2 separate regions of the Mus musculus genome follow, and region 2 is linked to region 1. A link is a loop called in an ENCODE intact Hi-C map of the cell type or tissue named here. Cell type or tissue: left cerebral cortex. All regions are shown on one strand.

Region 1 (8,000 bases):
CAAGGGTTACCTTGATCAATTCCTAGATGAATGGGCAGCTAGGCAGTCAGGCCTGTTTGGAAGAGGCAGGTCCCTGGAGCATGCCTTTGAAAAGTAAATCTGGTGTCTGACTCTCTGCATCCCCCTGCTTCCTGGATAGCAATATGTGAGCAGCTCTTCTTTGACCCACCTGGCACAACAATGACATGACTCACCTTAGGTTCAGAACCATGAAGTCAAGTGACCATTGGCTGAAGCTTCTGAAAGTGTGATCTAAAACAAGTCATTTAAACTCTTTATATTGGGTATTTGTTGGAACAGCAAGCATGGAGCCAAAACAAGGAGGTCATGATTAAGGAAGAAAACAAACGAACAACCCCCTACCTTTAGCTGCCAATCGGAGCATAGCTGACTCATCTGTCCACCAGGGTTCTGGTCTCTTGTGAGCATTACTTGCACTTGTCTGAAATTTTAATGCTCAAAGTAATTCTATAACAGTAACCAGCATAATTTTATTTATGTGAAGGTATTGGATAGACATGCGTGTGTGTATATAGAACTGGGTGTGATCTATGTTAGTAGTTCTTATACTGTCCACAAGAGTATCCCTAGATGCTCTGGGTCAAAGCTTATCCTTATTTATCACCTATTTACTTGAACTGAAATTAAGCTTTACTTGGGGAAAGATTTCAATGGGCAACAAATCTGAAAGCATGGATCCATAGACATCTTAGCAAAATACAAAAGAACACTATAATCATGCTCTCCCCCTACTCCAACTAAAAGAAACATGCAGTCATCTTGCCTTTACACAGAACAAGAACTTGCAAAATGCTTAAAAACATGGGGCTTAATTTTTCCACTTGCAACTTGGAAACTGCTCCTTGGGATAGAGTTTCAGGCTAGGTGAGGACCCTGTAGCTTAACTTCCAGTAGATATAACTGAACTGCTCTACCAATACAGCAAGCAGTTTTAAATTTTGTCTTTCTTGTCTTTCATTTTTTAAATTCCATGCATACACTCTCTGTTTCTCTGTCTTTCCGTCTCTCTCTGTCTCTGCCACTGTTTGTCTCTGTCTGTCTGTCTGTCTGTCTCTCTTTCACACACACACGCGCACACACACACACACACACACACACACACACACACACACACACTTTTCAGAAAATGATCAGTGAGCACCTTTGGGGATCAAAAGAGCTTCCTTTTGGGTTTCTATTTTAGAAGTAGAAATCTATAAAAGTGAAGAGGTATCTTCTGCTCTCACTCCTTAAAAACGGTAGCAAAGTTTTCTCTATGAGAATCGTCCACTTGACTGAGGCATGAGTCCCTCTCCAGAGTACACCTGGGAAATGAGGGCAAAAGCACCTGCTCCCAGAAAGAATGGATGACTGTCCTTTTATTTCGTGATCATGCATGGTAATCTTTCCCTCCCGTATATATTTTCTTATGTTGCTGCTCTCCCATCAAGTGGTGGAGTTGATTGCCCTTCCCCTAGAACAAAGGAGGCTTTGATATCTAGGCCATGTAATCCTTGGCATTCATATTTAAGGTAGATGGTTGGCCTACATGTTCAGGTATGAGTGAGGAAGTCTTTAAAACCACCAGGCTCCGCCCTCTATATAATTATAGGATAGTTCTGATTAAGAACCACAAATCTGAGGTCTGAGGAAGTGGTGAGTAGAAAAAGTGCTTGCCTTATAAACATGAGGACCTGAGTGAAATCCCTAAAATTGATATAAAAAGTATCCAGGTATGACTGAAAACACCTATAATCCTACGTGTTGAGGTTTGGTCTTGCTGTCTATTGTAATGCTAAGTACAGGACCCCAATACCTGGAGTCTGTATATAGACCTGTGAGAGATGCTGACAGCAATAGCTACTCAGAAGAGTCATGGGTGTGGTTTAAGTTTTCTGAGCTTGGGGTTAGGGGAGAACCATGAGGAAAGGAGAAGGCACAAAAGCAGGAGATTCCAAGGGTTAGGTGAGCCATAGAAACATGGCCCTGAAGGCTGGCCAGTTGGAGGTAAGAGCAGCCCAGATGAAGCAAAGTAAGTAGTAAGAAATAATTTGGTTTATTGATAGGAAAGTAGATTCTAATAGCATAAAGGTTAGGTATCTGCCCAGCTCTTGTGCTGTTTAAGACTTACCATAAATATAAAGGTTGTGTGTAATTTTTATCTGGGAACTAAATGGTCAAAGGTGGAAAAGAAACCCTGGGTCAAGATTAAATAATTTCTACAACACTTATTGCTGGGAAGGTGAAGACAGATGGACTCCCAGGGCTGGCTATGAGCTTGAGACAAATGAGAGACCTTGTCTCAAAGTCTTCTCAAAGAATAGGAGTCTAGAGTCACTATCCTCTAAAGTCTGCATGCATGTTCACACATGTGTGTCTCTACTCCCCTGTGTATGTATACACCCATGCCTACAAACAAACAAACAAACAAACAGCAAAATGACCAAGCCATTGGGCTGACTCAATAAGTTCTTATTAAAGACATATTGGGGATGGTTACCGGGCAGCACTAGTTATCTGGATCACCACAGAGTAATCATTAGCTTAGCTCCATCTTCAGTTCATAGGGAGCTGAGCTGACTCTGACTCCCCAGGATGACGAGCAACTCTGCCATGCCCTGTGCATTCTCATGGCCTTTATCAATGCTTTAAACTGGAAAAAAAAATAAGAGACAGGTAATAAATCCACCATCACCTGACTGGTGTGGTGGCTTTTTGCATATTTCTTTTACTCAGTAGTAGCTTCCAGGGTCATTTTTTCTAAAATATCCCTTCCTTCTTAGTCAACTCAGCTTCTCCCTCCCAAACCCTGCCTTTCATCTTTGAGACTCACCTCACAATTTCTATGTAAAACACCTGACACCTGGAAGGCCACTCTATCATTTTAATACTCTAGCAGTGAGTTTCCTTGCTCACATAGCATTTCTAAGCCTGGGGAATAATGGCCAAATGCACTCTCAATTTGTTCAGCCTCAATCTAATTTAAGTCATCAAACATTTATCAGATGTCTACTCTATGCCAGGCACTGGGAATACAAACTGCGGAGTCATCATCCTTGTTGTAATCAGGGGATAGTGTGGAGGGTAGCGGAGGGGGATCTGAAGTCTGGGGCAGTCGTCCAAACAAATAACTGGGATGCAACAGGATACAACCACAATACTGCACAGGAATCTGTAAGCCCAAGAGAAATGTGCTTCTGTACAGGACAGGATGTGTAATAAAGGAAAGTGCTACCCACACAGAGAAAAGAGGGCTGTGAAGGGACAGAGCTCAGTCCACATCGTACCAGGTAGAGGGATGCTGGAGCAGGAGTAAAATCACAGAGAAGGAACTAGAAAGTTTGCAGTATGCACTACCATGTGTCCCATCCTCAATTCATCTTTAAAGAGACTACAGCAGTACAGAAATCAAATCTAGTTCTACTTGGCGCCAGGAACAGCTTTCATTCCACAGAAGGTTGGCTGCAAAAAGAAACAGAACGTAGACCAGTTGATGTTCCAAGAAGAGTTCTCTCAGCTTCCAGCCCCTCCTGCCTTAAGTGTTTTCCTACATCTTTTCTGAAAACATATGTTCCCAGCAGACTGAAACATGACCAGTTGAAGGCAGAAGCTCTGCATATCCATCTGTGCTTTCTCTCATGAACCAAGCAGAGTATAGGTTGCAGGTTCCAAGCCAATATCCAGGTCTTGATAATGTCAACATGCCTGAAAGAGAGACCTTGCTTCAAATCAGAGGAGGAAAATGAACAAAGTCAAAAGAGCCTTGAATCTTTCAGAGAGATCAGGAAGGAGTGGGGCAAATAAAATCACTTGCTCATAGAAATAGAGGGAGGAAGACTTAGGACTGGCACTCAAACACAGACTGAAAGGGCTCTGTGGTTGTTTGAGTGGAAAGTGTCCCTCATAGGTTCTTGTGTTTAAACATTTGCTTCTCTGTCGGCAGCACTGTGTTTGGAGAAGTTCTGGAACCTTTAGCAGATTGGCCATGGTGGGTGCGGTACATCCCGGGGGCGAGTTCTGAGGATCTATAACTTTGTCTCACTTTCTGTTCTCCTGGTGCTTCCGGTGTACAGGAGGAAATGGGACCAGTCAGATCCCTGTCACTGCCACTGTACCATTGTTCTCTGTCCCTGCCACCACACCCTTCCCTCTCTGGAATGATCAGCTCTATTCCTCTGGACTCATAGGCAAGGATAATTGTTTCCTTTAGTTGCTTTTGGTTATTTTATTATGAAAACAGAAAAGCAACTAATATAGACTCCAAACCCCAAATTCACATAGTGCATCTTGATGTTTATGGAGAGTGGGTTCTGCATACAGATTGCAAATATGGAAGGATAATTAGGAGGTTGGAAGAAGTAAAGACCCTAACAGAAAAATCCATTACCAGGCCAGTTAGCAGTATGGACAAGAGGTATTTCTATAAGAGGGCTCAGAACATACATAGAACACACTTCCTCAAAGCACAGATACTCTATTCAGGGTCAGAATAAAACCAGATGGTCAGGTCTGGCTGACTGGATGCTCTTGCAAATAAAGTTTTATTGGAAGGCAGCCATGCCCATATGCTACTGTCCAAAACTATTCCTGTTTTCACTACAGCTGAGAAGATGTTGTATATACTATAAGGATCCCAAGTTCTAAAACGTTTATTGTATCTTGTCCTTTGCTGAGAAATATTTGTTGACCTCTAATCTCAAATTACTCCACCTCAATATCCCCTATCTAGAATCATCCATGGTCAGCTGCTATAAAGGGGTATGCAACTATGGGCAATAGATACTCCACTAGAAACCTCAGACTAAAGGCCCCCGTGAATCCAGCTGTGCCACCTCCAAATAGTGAATTTTTCCTAAGGGCAGAGTTGAGAACCATATTGTATTCTAAGGTGGACAGCAAATCTGTGAACAGATGGCCAAGAGTCAAAGGTCTGCATAGTATAGCCATAGCAGCATTTTTTCAAAAGTATGACTCAGTGGGAGTCTTTCTGTCTTAAAAATAAAACTAGCACAGCTCTCAGTCCATATCAGAGTAGCTTCTTTGTGCAGCAGACAGTGGTTAATGCAGAATTCACAGACAGTCTAAAGGCAGAAAATGAGGGTCTGTGGAGTGCTTAGCCACAAATGGAACCTTTGTAAAATAATCCCTCCCTTCAAGACTCAAGGAACTTTACAGAAAAAAAATGAAAAAAATTTAAGAGCCAAAACTTGGGGAAGAACAAGGAGAAACAGTATTTCCTGGACATTTAAGAACTGATGCAGTCAGGAACTAGTAGACATTATTGACTGCATAAAACAAAGCTAGTTAACATTTCAACATGAAGGAGTAAAGGGCAGGTGACACCTTAGCCTTCACTAAGGGCCTATTGTAGCCAATGACTGCTAGAGGAGGAGTCAGTTTTCTTTAAGTGTGTGATCATGGGAGGTTGGCCATCCTCCAGTGGATGGCCCTGTACACATACATATATGAGCAGTACAAGTTACGCTATGTAAAGAGGAAATAGACTTGGCAGGAGAAAGTAGGGATGGAAGGAGTTAGCGAGGTGTGAAGAATGAAAAATGAACAAAATATATTGTATTTGTACATGAAATTCTCAAATAATTATTAAGAGCTATATTAAAATAATAAAAAATCTATATTTTCTTTTAAAAACAGAGTATCTGGCAGCCTTCAGTAGACATTCCCTTAAGATCATCTACAAGGGAATGCACGGTTCAGATAGGTCAGCAAGTGCTCAGCCTTCACTGCTTATATTACGTGCCTATTCCAGGAAAAATACCCATGTGTAAGCTCTTCTCCCCATAATGACAGGCTAAGAGAGGTGACATGACTCACCCAAGGACATGTGTCAATTAAGTGGCCGAGCCAGAGCTTTACTTCCTATGTACTTCTCTGGATAGAGTGAGGCCACAGTCCATTTTTGCTCACGTTCTCATCTCTATTTCTGCATCGCATCTCCATGTGATCTCAGCATATGAGCTCTGGGTAGCCAGATGGGCTCAGTTAGGTCTTCACAAGGCCTGAATAATGCATCAGAACATTGGATGCAGAATGTTCAGATAAGAATGAGTCCTGCTGAAGGTCATGACTCTTTCTACCCTGGAGGGCTAAGAGTCCTCGGCAGAGCAATCTGCCACTTCACAGCTGGCCTTCATTCACGGACAGAATAGCTGAGAGCTGCAAATTTCTGCCCGCCAAGGAATCAGACATCACCAATCAATTCAAGGTACTAATTGGATTCTGGCAGAACATGGTCGGACGACTCAGGTCATGGGTTCTTTTCTAATTTGAATGCAGCCTATACAAGGGAATTATGATATAAGGGGCTCATCTAAACCTACAAAAGTTTCACTAGACACCATGTCTTTAGCTATTAGATCATGGATCTCTGTATTAAAGAGCTGTGATGTACAGCCAGAATTTAAGAAAACCAGAGAGTGGTTCACCCTTAACCTGAGATCGAGAAACTCTAGTCACTTTATAAAGTCATTTGCTATATATTCTTCAAAATAAGCCAGAAACTGCCACTTGATGCTCCTACTGTGGTCTAAGCTACCTACTGTTACTTATAAAGTTGTGGTCAATGTAGGGTGCTCCAAGGCCATAGCTCAGCAAGGATGTGATTTTCCTATAACCTAGACCTTACCTGAATGCTGACTCAGCAGATTAAAATGTCCTTCAGAGACATCTCACCTGAGGACAAAATGACTCTTCTTTTATACGGAATCAGCCCCTTGAGATGGCTGTGCAACCTTCTAAGCACAGTGAGCACACTTGGCCGTGGTCTCTTTGGAGATAGCAACACTGGCCTCCACTGTAATTTACATGCACACCTGCTCAAGTAGATGTGCCTGCTCAGTTCATCAGACAAATCACTAGATATGAATAACTTCCAGCATCAAGAGGTATGATGGGTAATTTTGATTTACAACTCGGCCAGATCTAGAATCGTCTGGGAGACAAACCTCTGGATATTCCTGGGAGAGATTATCTAGATTAAGTGAATCTCTGTGAGAAGGTATGGACAGCAGCACTCCATGGACTTGGTAGGAAAGCGGAACATGAGCTGAGTGTGACCATCCATTGCTCTCTGCTTCCTGAAGGCGATAACAATGTGAGCAGTTGCTTCAAGCTCCTACAAGCACGATAGACTCTCCTCCTACTCATGAGCTGCAGTGAACCCTTCCTCCCTTAGTTTTAATTGGGTTGTGTTGTTAGGGTATTGTCTCATTTAGAGCAGTGAGACAAGATAAAAGATTGCACCTCCAATTTTTTTAGTAGAAGCAATATTAGAGTATCTTCAGGGAATCCAGTTTGCTTCATTCCATCATGAAACATCTTACAAAGCTGACAATAATGTTGAGTCTCTAACGTGAATCATGACAGTCACCAGACCTTGTATTTGGCACAACACAGATGGTGAGTACCACGTGGAACCTTCCAAGGCCAGCCCTTCTTGCAGCCCACTCAGAGATCTTCCCTGAGAGTGACTTGAAGATAATTCAGCTAGCCTTCCCTTTTTAACCCTCCCTCCCAGTTTGGTTATAAATCAGTCTCTCAAGGATATTTAAACTGGTCATGATACCCGATACAACTGTAAAGAGTCTGTGTCCAGAAAAGACGCCTGCATGGGAATTCATTACTTTACCCCATATGCCCCATTCTTGCATCTCTTCCTATATCCAGGTTTTTATAAGACCGTTATCACCTTATTCTATAAGACTGTGTTTGTCCTTTATTGTCATTTCCTCAGTCTTCATCTCCTAGGAGATGCTGGCTGTGTAATTGGCTTCATCTTGATTCTTTCAGCCCTAATTTGGCTGCAAGTACACTTTCCTCAGCCTTTCACCTTTAGGGTTAGTGACCATACATAACTCATATATCAAGCCTAGCACACTGGATATAGTGTTTCTGAATCACTGTCACAGTACCATTCAGTCTCTCTTTAGGACCTAATGTGTCATGTGAGATGGGATTCATAAACAAATCCATTCTTATGA
Region 2 (8,000 bases), 210 kb after region 1:
GCATGTTCCTGTATGTGTATATGCATGCATGTGTGAGTGTGGAGAGGCCCTCTAGCCTATGTTTGTATGCATCTGGGTGCATATGTGTGTGTGTGTGTGTGTGTGTGTGTGTGTGTGTGTGTGTGTGCACGCTCAGGTGGATACCTGAGGTCAATGTTTTGTATCTTCTAATATTTGCAATATTGCTTTTGCTTAGAATTAGAGGGAACAGTAGAGCTGTTAATATGGAAGAATAGTAGGGATTAAAGGTTTGAGAGGATGGGTCTTAGGTAGGTTAAGCAAAACTGAAGATGTTTGAAAAACCTAATGGAATCCTACCCATCAGTAAGACAATTTTGAAACATAATTTTTCCATTGATTTTTTAGAAGTTTGTATATGTACTATATCTATATAATACATAATCTTTCCAACCTAAAACTCCTATCATGTCTTATCAAGTCCACTTCAAATTCATTATATATATATGTGTGTGTGTGTGTATGTGTGTGTGTGTATACCCTGCTGAGTCTATTTACTGCCACTGTACATATATAAGTTCAAGGTTGGCCACTTGGGACTGGATAACCTATCAGGAGACTTATTCCTAGAGAAAACTGATTCTCCATCTTGACAGCCATCACTTACTGCTCGCCTGTAACTCTTTACCCAAGAGTGCAACCTTGGGAGATAACTATTTTTATACTCAGACAAGTGTAGCTTTCTGCCCTTATCTTGAAGTAGCCCAAGACCACTGTAGAATTTCACAACTAATCAAAATGCAGAGAACAACTGCCCGTGAGCTTCCTTTCCCTATGGCATACATCTATAATCCAATATGATACCTGAGGCTTGTGAGACATGGTGGAATAAGAGGTGGAAAGATTGAGCCAGAGGACGAGAACATCTGCTATGGATAATGTCTTCTATATATGAGAGGGAGCTGTATATGTGAAATTTAACCATATAGTCACTAAGCAATTCCCTCACAATAACAAAATGGAAGTATAAGTTTTCTTTAAAGAAAAATTAGATGGAGTTACCATGAATGAGTGGACAATGCTGCTTCTAGAAGATGTGGCCTGTTCAATAGATTTTTCTTTGCCAGGCATTGGATGCCTACCAGGTTTTGACCAAGGAGGACACAGGGATCAACCAAACAATACAGATTGTTGTCATTGTTGTTGTTTGCCCACCCTAAGTAGATGATAAGGCCTTATTGCTGACATCATCATACACTCTAGCTGCAGGATACAGAGAAATCCATCTCAAACTACATTATTTTGTAGGAGGCAATTGGACTAGAATGGATAACCAGTGAGCCTCTGGCACCCATCACCTGTCTTGGTCTCCCAGGTTTAGGATTGCAGATGGGTGATGCTGTGCCTATCTTGACATGGGTGCCAACATTTATGTGGTTGGTGCTTTACCCACTAAGCCATCCCCTCAGCTCCCTTAAATATTATTTAAGCATTTAACAAAGACTTTGATGTGTGTGTGTTCACTAGGTGTTATCAGAATGAGGAAAAATGCTTACTGCCTCTTTGACACATCTGAGGTTCCCAAATTTGGAAAAAGTCAATTGAGGCAAAATTGGTGTAGACATAGTTTGGAATATGTTTCCAACATCATGGGACAAGTTAGCAACACAGAACAATGATGCAATCCCAATTTTGCCATTCGAGATTCTATGATGATTAATAACTATAGCTGGGGAAAGCACTCTCTCTCTTTCTCTCTATCTCTTCCCTCATGTGTGTATCTATGTGTGTGTATCTCTCTCTCTCTGTGAGAGTGTGTTATTGTGTATAGGGTCACAGAGACACCAAAAATATCTACCAACAGTAGTCTCCTTTCATCTGAAACATAGTAAGAAGTCATATTTTTCTTTGTTCTTTATTTTTCTGTTTCTGAGTAAAAAAAAACACACACACACACACACTTGGGTTATTTTCCTATTGTTTATTATTATTTTTTTCTCTCTTTTAGTTTCCTGTGATTATCTGGTTGCAGATATATCTAGCATTTTATTGTGACAAAGACGAGTGCCCCAGGACACATGAAGGAGAAAGATACGTGCATCAGGTGACTCCAGTCACCTAGTACTACAGATAACATAGCAGGACAAGTCCTGTTGTTTCTGATGTCAACCCTGGCCATATGTCTTCTAAGACTGGAGCTCTGCCATTCACTCTATTTAAAAAGGGGGTGAGGGGAAGGAGAGAGACACAGCTGTAGCCATCAGAACAACTCAGCCAATTAAAGAAATCTCAAACGTATGTCAGTATTATGCTTTCAAAGGCCAAAGTTGGCCAGACCAGAAAACAATCACAACTCTACAACTCTATTAGACAAGGGTATCCTTGCCTCTGGAAAACAGGTAAATCTGTTGTGTCCCTGTGCAGAGAGGAGAGACACAATTAACAGGGCTGCAAAGTAAGTGATATGGCCTCATTGCCAGCCATCAGGCTGTCCTGAGGGGTCCCCTCTTTCAAAGCTGGATGGGGAGGTTACCAATTACCATGCCAAATTAAGCCTTGATTATTCCCCGAGAGACACCTGTTAATTGGGCTTCTTCATTGCATAACACTTCTGCACATTAATAATTGAGTTGCAAGGGCTTGATTTTCTCCTCGTCAACATGATTTATTTCTCCCTCTCCTCATTTCAAATTGTGTCATCTTCAAAGCTGGGGCTGTAGGGACCAGAGAGAGCTACTGTGGCCTGGGCTCTAAGTCCAGTGAGAAGACTTTTAGGTCAGGGTCACAGGGGTCGGGGGGGGGGGTAAAGTGTACATTTATGTGTGGGGGGTTGGGGGTGTAGAATATAGCACTGAGATGGGGATCATGAGAAAGGAGGAAGGGCTCAGAAAGAAGGTAGGAAATGGAGAGGGTGATGGAGAGCATTTGACTAGAGTGGAAGCAGGGAAGGGGAAATGTTGCTGGAGGAGAGATCTGGGGCAGGGCAGGACAGGAGCAAAGGAGAGCAAAGCATAACTATGCCTACATAGGAAAATGCTGTAACAAGCCCCAGTATTCTGTGAGCTAATCTAAAATGCAGCTAATTAATAAGAACGATGAGAAGTCCCGGCTCATACACATGAACACACATATGCACAAACACACACACAGAAACCCCCACACACAAATGGAGAGGGAGAGAGAGATTGAAAAATGAAGCAAAGATCTGGGAGCTTAGAATTTTCATCACATGAGAGAATTATTGCATGGAGATCTTCCCAGCTGAGAAGCCAAGGAGATGTAGGTATATGGTAATCCTACAGATGCCTGTTTGACTACACATAACTTCATATTTACATATCATGGTCTGTGTTCAACTCTGGGTTACTGTCCACCCCTATGCCATAACCATGAGGGCTTTTCTAGCCTCTTTCCCTTGCCTCTCTCTTGCCACTCATCCTAACAGTTGGAAATCTCTGTCCAATGTGTTTTGAGTAACCTCTTTGTAGTCACATTCACTGGATCAGAACCCACCCATTTGTTCATTTACATGTACTTTGAAACATCCCTGCAATGCCTGGGATCCATGCCCTATGTCCATCTAAAAGGAACACTTGCCACGAAGGCACTGCCGAGATCTCTGAGGACAACCAGGTACCTCCTCATTACCTAATGTCAAGCAGCTTTGTGCATCTTGTTGGAAGATTCAAACAAAACAAAACAAAACAAAACAAAATCCACACACCACTCCAAAGCTACAGATGAAAGTTAAAATTATCCAGGTAGTACCAGGCCAAGTAAAGAATTTGGCCCAACTTGGGTGTGTGGGAACAGATCTTGCTTTTTTAAATCTGAAACACCAAAACAGCTAAAGGAGCAAGAAACTGAAATCAAAACAAACTCAATGATGCTGCCAGAAAGGGGGGCAATGACAGGAACAAAGAAGTTGAGAAAGGAACTCAGCGAAAATAAATGGAGTTGCCATTCTCAGGAAGGTTCTCCGAGACCAGATGGCAGAGGCAGTAATTTATCTCTTCACATATTTCTGCAATACTAACTGTTCCAAAATAATATATGGGTTTGGGATGAATACAGGCACTAGGCAGGCATATTCTCTTTCTCCTCCTCCTTCTCTTCTTGCTCCAGCTAGGTGGCAGGGAACATGGACATATTACACAGGGTCTAACCTATCTGCCTCCAAAAGCTGTGTACTGGAGAGAGGTGTTCAACATTAAACCTGAGAAGGCTTCAAAGACCTCTGGGTTTGCTGCTAAGCTGCTCCTGTGAAGGAGGCAGATCCAAGTATAGATCTAATGTGTGGGCAGAAATGTAAGCAGCCAGCTCAGGACAGTGACTCTGCATCTACTCTGGCTAACCAGGGAAGATAGAAGAATATCTCCCTGCTGGGATGCTGGCCCTTCAGAAAGCTCTGGGATTTTGTTTCAGCTCTTGGAACAGAATGAGATAGTTGTAAAGGACGGGGGCTATGTACATTCTTTCCTTGGGTCTGTTGCTTCTCAGCTGTGAAACTTGTGCTGACCTCATGTTTTATCCGGACACTAGGCATGGAACATATGTCTCTGGAGAGTGGTCTTCAGAGTAACCAAGACAGAGACAGCTGCCAGTGAAAGAAGAACCTAGCCTCCCTTCCACCTTTATCATAGACACCCTTTCCAATTCCACTTCTCACATGTCACATACAGACCTCATCCATTGCTCCTAGAAACTTTTCATGCAACCCATTACTCAGGAATGCTCTTTGAACTTTCCATATACCTGATCTCACTTCAAACTGCAGAGGCCATGGGACAATCCAACTTAATTTGGTAATGTCAAGGACTTCTGTTTTCTTCCCCCATCATCCTCCATTATCCCCCCATCCTCCTAAAGTATTTAAGAAGAAGACTATAGTGAGAATTTTGGTTCTGAAAAAAATGGTTATGCTATATGAATGTTTTTATTTAAATCCCAGGTGGAGGATATGGGGCTGCCTCAGACTGAACACAGCAGCTAAATATAAGGTGTCTCATACTCTAGAAGGGAGGTGATTTTGTCAGCTGCAGATAGTTTAACTGTGAGAACTCTTGAGAGGGTATGAATGGGAGAAACTGGAGAGGGCAGGTGATGGATGCTACTCCCCTTGTTGCTGCTGCTGCTGCTGCTGCTCCCTCTGTTGCTGCTGCTGCTGCTGCTGCTGCTGCTGCTGCTGCTGCTGCTGCTGCTGTTGCTGCTGCTGCTGTTGCTGCTGCTAGCTCATCTTGCTGTTGTGTTTGTTATTACTATTTTCTGAACTGCTGGATATCCTGACATTGAAGATTAGACTTGCTGCAAGGAACTATATCCCTATTCAACAGGAAAAAGCCTATAGATGTCTTTGCCCCCTTTCCCCTCTAACCTTTCTCTTCTACCCAGTGTTAGAGGATTGGAAAGGATTATGTTGGAGAAGGGTTGGAAAGGACGTAGACAAAAGAACCCCAATGAAGTAGATAATACAAACGTACCAGCAGAAGAATCCTTTCTTTCTCTTAGGCTAAAGCTTCACTTAGAACGCATTGTGCTAGAGGCCAGAATAAATCTTATGCCTGTTGGACACTTTTCCCTCAAACCTCTCCTTGGCCACATTCCCTGTGGATTTTTCACAGGGCTGAGCCAAAGGTGGGGATGCCTGCCACTGAAGCATCTCTCAATCTGAGTCAGAAAGGAGGAAGGCTCCACCTAGGCAGTGAGGAAGAAGTCAGAAGACACAGATATTCAGACAAGACCTGAATCAAAGATGGACAACTGAGACTTGAAAAGTCCTCTTTGCCTTGGGCTGGAGCTTTGAGTTGAATGATCAGTGACCCAGGTACCTCTGGATCAGCCTAAGCTGTGTTTCTTCCTCCATAAGACAGGGTTAAACTGGGGCCAGCTTACACATGGAGGCTCACACCACTACTTTACATAATAGCCCTACAAGGTAGAAAACCTCAAATGTTCATCAATAGGCAATCTGATAAATATACGTGATCTACCTAGAAAATGGAAGCTTTTAACCTTAAAAGGGAAATAACAAAAGCTGGAGAGATGGCTAAATAGTTAAGAGCACTTTCTGCTCTTCAGGAGGCATGGAGTTCAGTTTCTAGCCCTATGCTAAGTGAGTCATGACTGTCTGTGATACCATATCCTAGGATTGTGATGGCCTTTTCTTATTTCTGATGGCACCGGCACAGAGGTACATGCAAAAACGTGTGTGTGTGTGTGTGTGTGTGTGTGTTTGTGTGTGTGTGTGTGTGTGTGAGAGAGAGAGAGAGAGAGAGAGAGAGAGAGAGAGAGAAGAGAGAAAGAGAGAGAATCAAAGAAAGGGGGAGATACAGAAGCACACAAATAAACAAATATCTTTCAAAAGGAAATAGAGGCTGGGAGAGGATGCAGTGAGTAAAATGTTAGCTGCTCAAGCATGAAGACCCAAGTTCAGAATCTAGATTCTAGGTGGAAACTGGATATAATGATGCACACCTAGAATGCTAGCACTGCTCATGGGGGAAGGAGGATGCCTGGAGCTCATTGTGACTAGTTCTTTGTTAAAAGAGAGAATCTGTCTCAAAAAAAAAAAAATAGGATGGAGAACAACCGAGGAAGCTACTTAATGTCTACCTCTGGACTCTTTGCACATGCATAGATGAGTAAGACTGCATACATGTGCACAGTCACATGCACAAAAAAACATACTAAATGAAATCAATACTCCTACATGATATCCCATAGAAGAGTCTCAAGGATGTTATGCTAAGAGAAATAAGCCAGATACATAAGGATCGAAATATCCAATTCCACCTATAGGAATTCTTGAGGGTAGAGATCAAAAGCCAAACAGTGGTTGTCAGAGCTTGTCAGGTCAGAAAGGGATGGGCAGTCAGTGTAGTATGGGCAAAAAGTTCTGGAGGAGTATGGTGGAGAGGACCATGTAATTCTAAAGCACATAAAGTCACTAAAAATGGTCAAAGTGGTCAATTTTATGTCCTCTATGTTTTGTCACAATAAAAACAACATTTTTAAAGTTGTTGAGGGATTCCAAAAGTTAAATAATAAAATCAAAAATAAATGGAACAATATATTCTGAGGTGTCTTTAATAACGGATTAGGTTGCAATTCCTCTTCCTAGGTACTGAGAATAAAGACTGTAGAATAAAGTTTATTTGTTTGTCTTCAGAGCAATCTTTTGAAAAACTGTCTGAGCTAGGCTATCTTTCTGCTTGTGGATGGACAGTGGGGTGGTAAGCAGAGAGCTTCAGAACCCAGAGACACCTTCAAGGCTGGACTTGCTTCCCAGATGTAGGGTATTAGGTCATCAGGCAGCCACAGCCATCAGCACCTTCAGCATCTATCAGCTACTGCTGGAGAAAGCATCATTGGTTGATTTCATACTGTTACCATGTGGCTTTTATCTTACAACCATGAGGAATGGGCTTCCAAGTGCCAACCATAAGCACACAGATGAGAAATTTATGATAGAATATCCTCTCTGGAACTCTGCTATATCATGTTAAACCAGGCTTTGTTATATCATGGTCCAAATCTCCCTGACCCTGACCCTGACCCTGTCCCTTACTCCTCATATAGTTTTGCCCCCTGTGGAGCCTTAATAAGCATCTTGCATCCACAAAGCTTTTTGAGCACCAGCTAAAATGATGGTCAACCAGCCTAAGTTTGCAGGTAGTAGGCTGGTAAAGAGGTCATCTGGAACATCAATAGCCTGCTCATGTGGACTGGAAATTCAGTAAACTGCTTGGTGTACAGACATGCATAAAGACCTAAGTTTGATTATCCCTGTTCTTTAAAAATAAAATAAAATAAAATAAAATAAAATAAAATAAAATAAAATAAAATAAAATAAAATAAAAAGATGCACTAGGTTCACTTATGTAGCAAGGTCCAAGCCAAAAAGATACCTTAACCTTTGGCCTATTTCCCCCCCCTCCCCCTCCCCCTCTCTCACAGAAGTACACATAGGCATATAGAGAATACCTATGTCAAGTTTCTACCCCTAGGGGTATCATTAGTTTTAAAGGTTGGCAATTGTTAAG

What was found. A loop is a pair of places that touch in the nucleus more often than their neighbours do. Peaks named below come from ENCODE experiments on the same cell type or tissue, not always from the same donor. Only the 100,000 strongest peaks of a DNase experiment are listed, where the experiment ranks them.
Region 2: it touches region 1 in a loop (2.8-fold over the local background); 3 of 42 quality-filtered maps call a loop at or near these places.

What each region holds. Positions count from the first base shown.
Region 1 is chr16:6,732,280-6,740,279 of GRCm38, reverse strand. It overlaps a transcript of Rbfox1 not described here. Among named protein-coding and RNA genes, the nearest start is that of Rbfox1, 330 kb to the left of the region's middle. In left cerebral cortex, no CTCF peak of the experiment used is centred here; DNase peaks (open chromatin) are centred at 3,509, 4,551 and 7,417.
Region 2 is chr16:6,521,959-6,529,958 of GRCm38, reverse strand. It overlaps a transcript of Rbfox1 not described here. Among named protein-coding and RNA genes, the nearest start is that of Gm36824, 420 kb to the right of the region's middle. In left cerebral cortex, no CTCF peak of the experiment used is centred here; DNase peaks (open chromatin) are centred at 3,901 and 4,213; H3K27ac peaks cover 2,702 bases.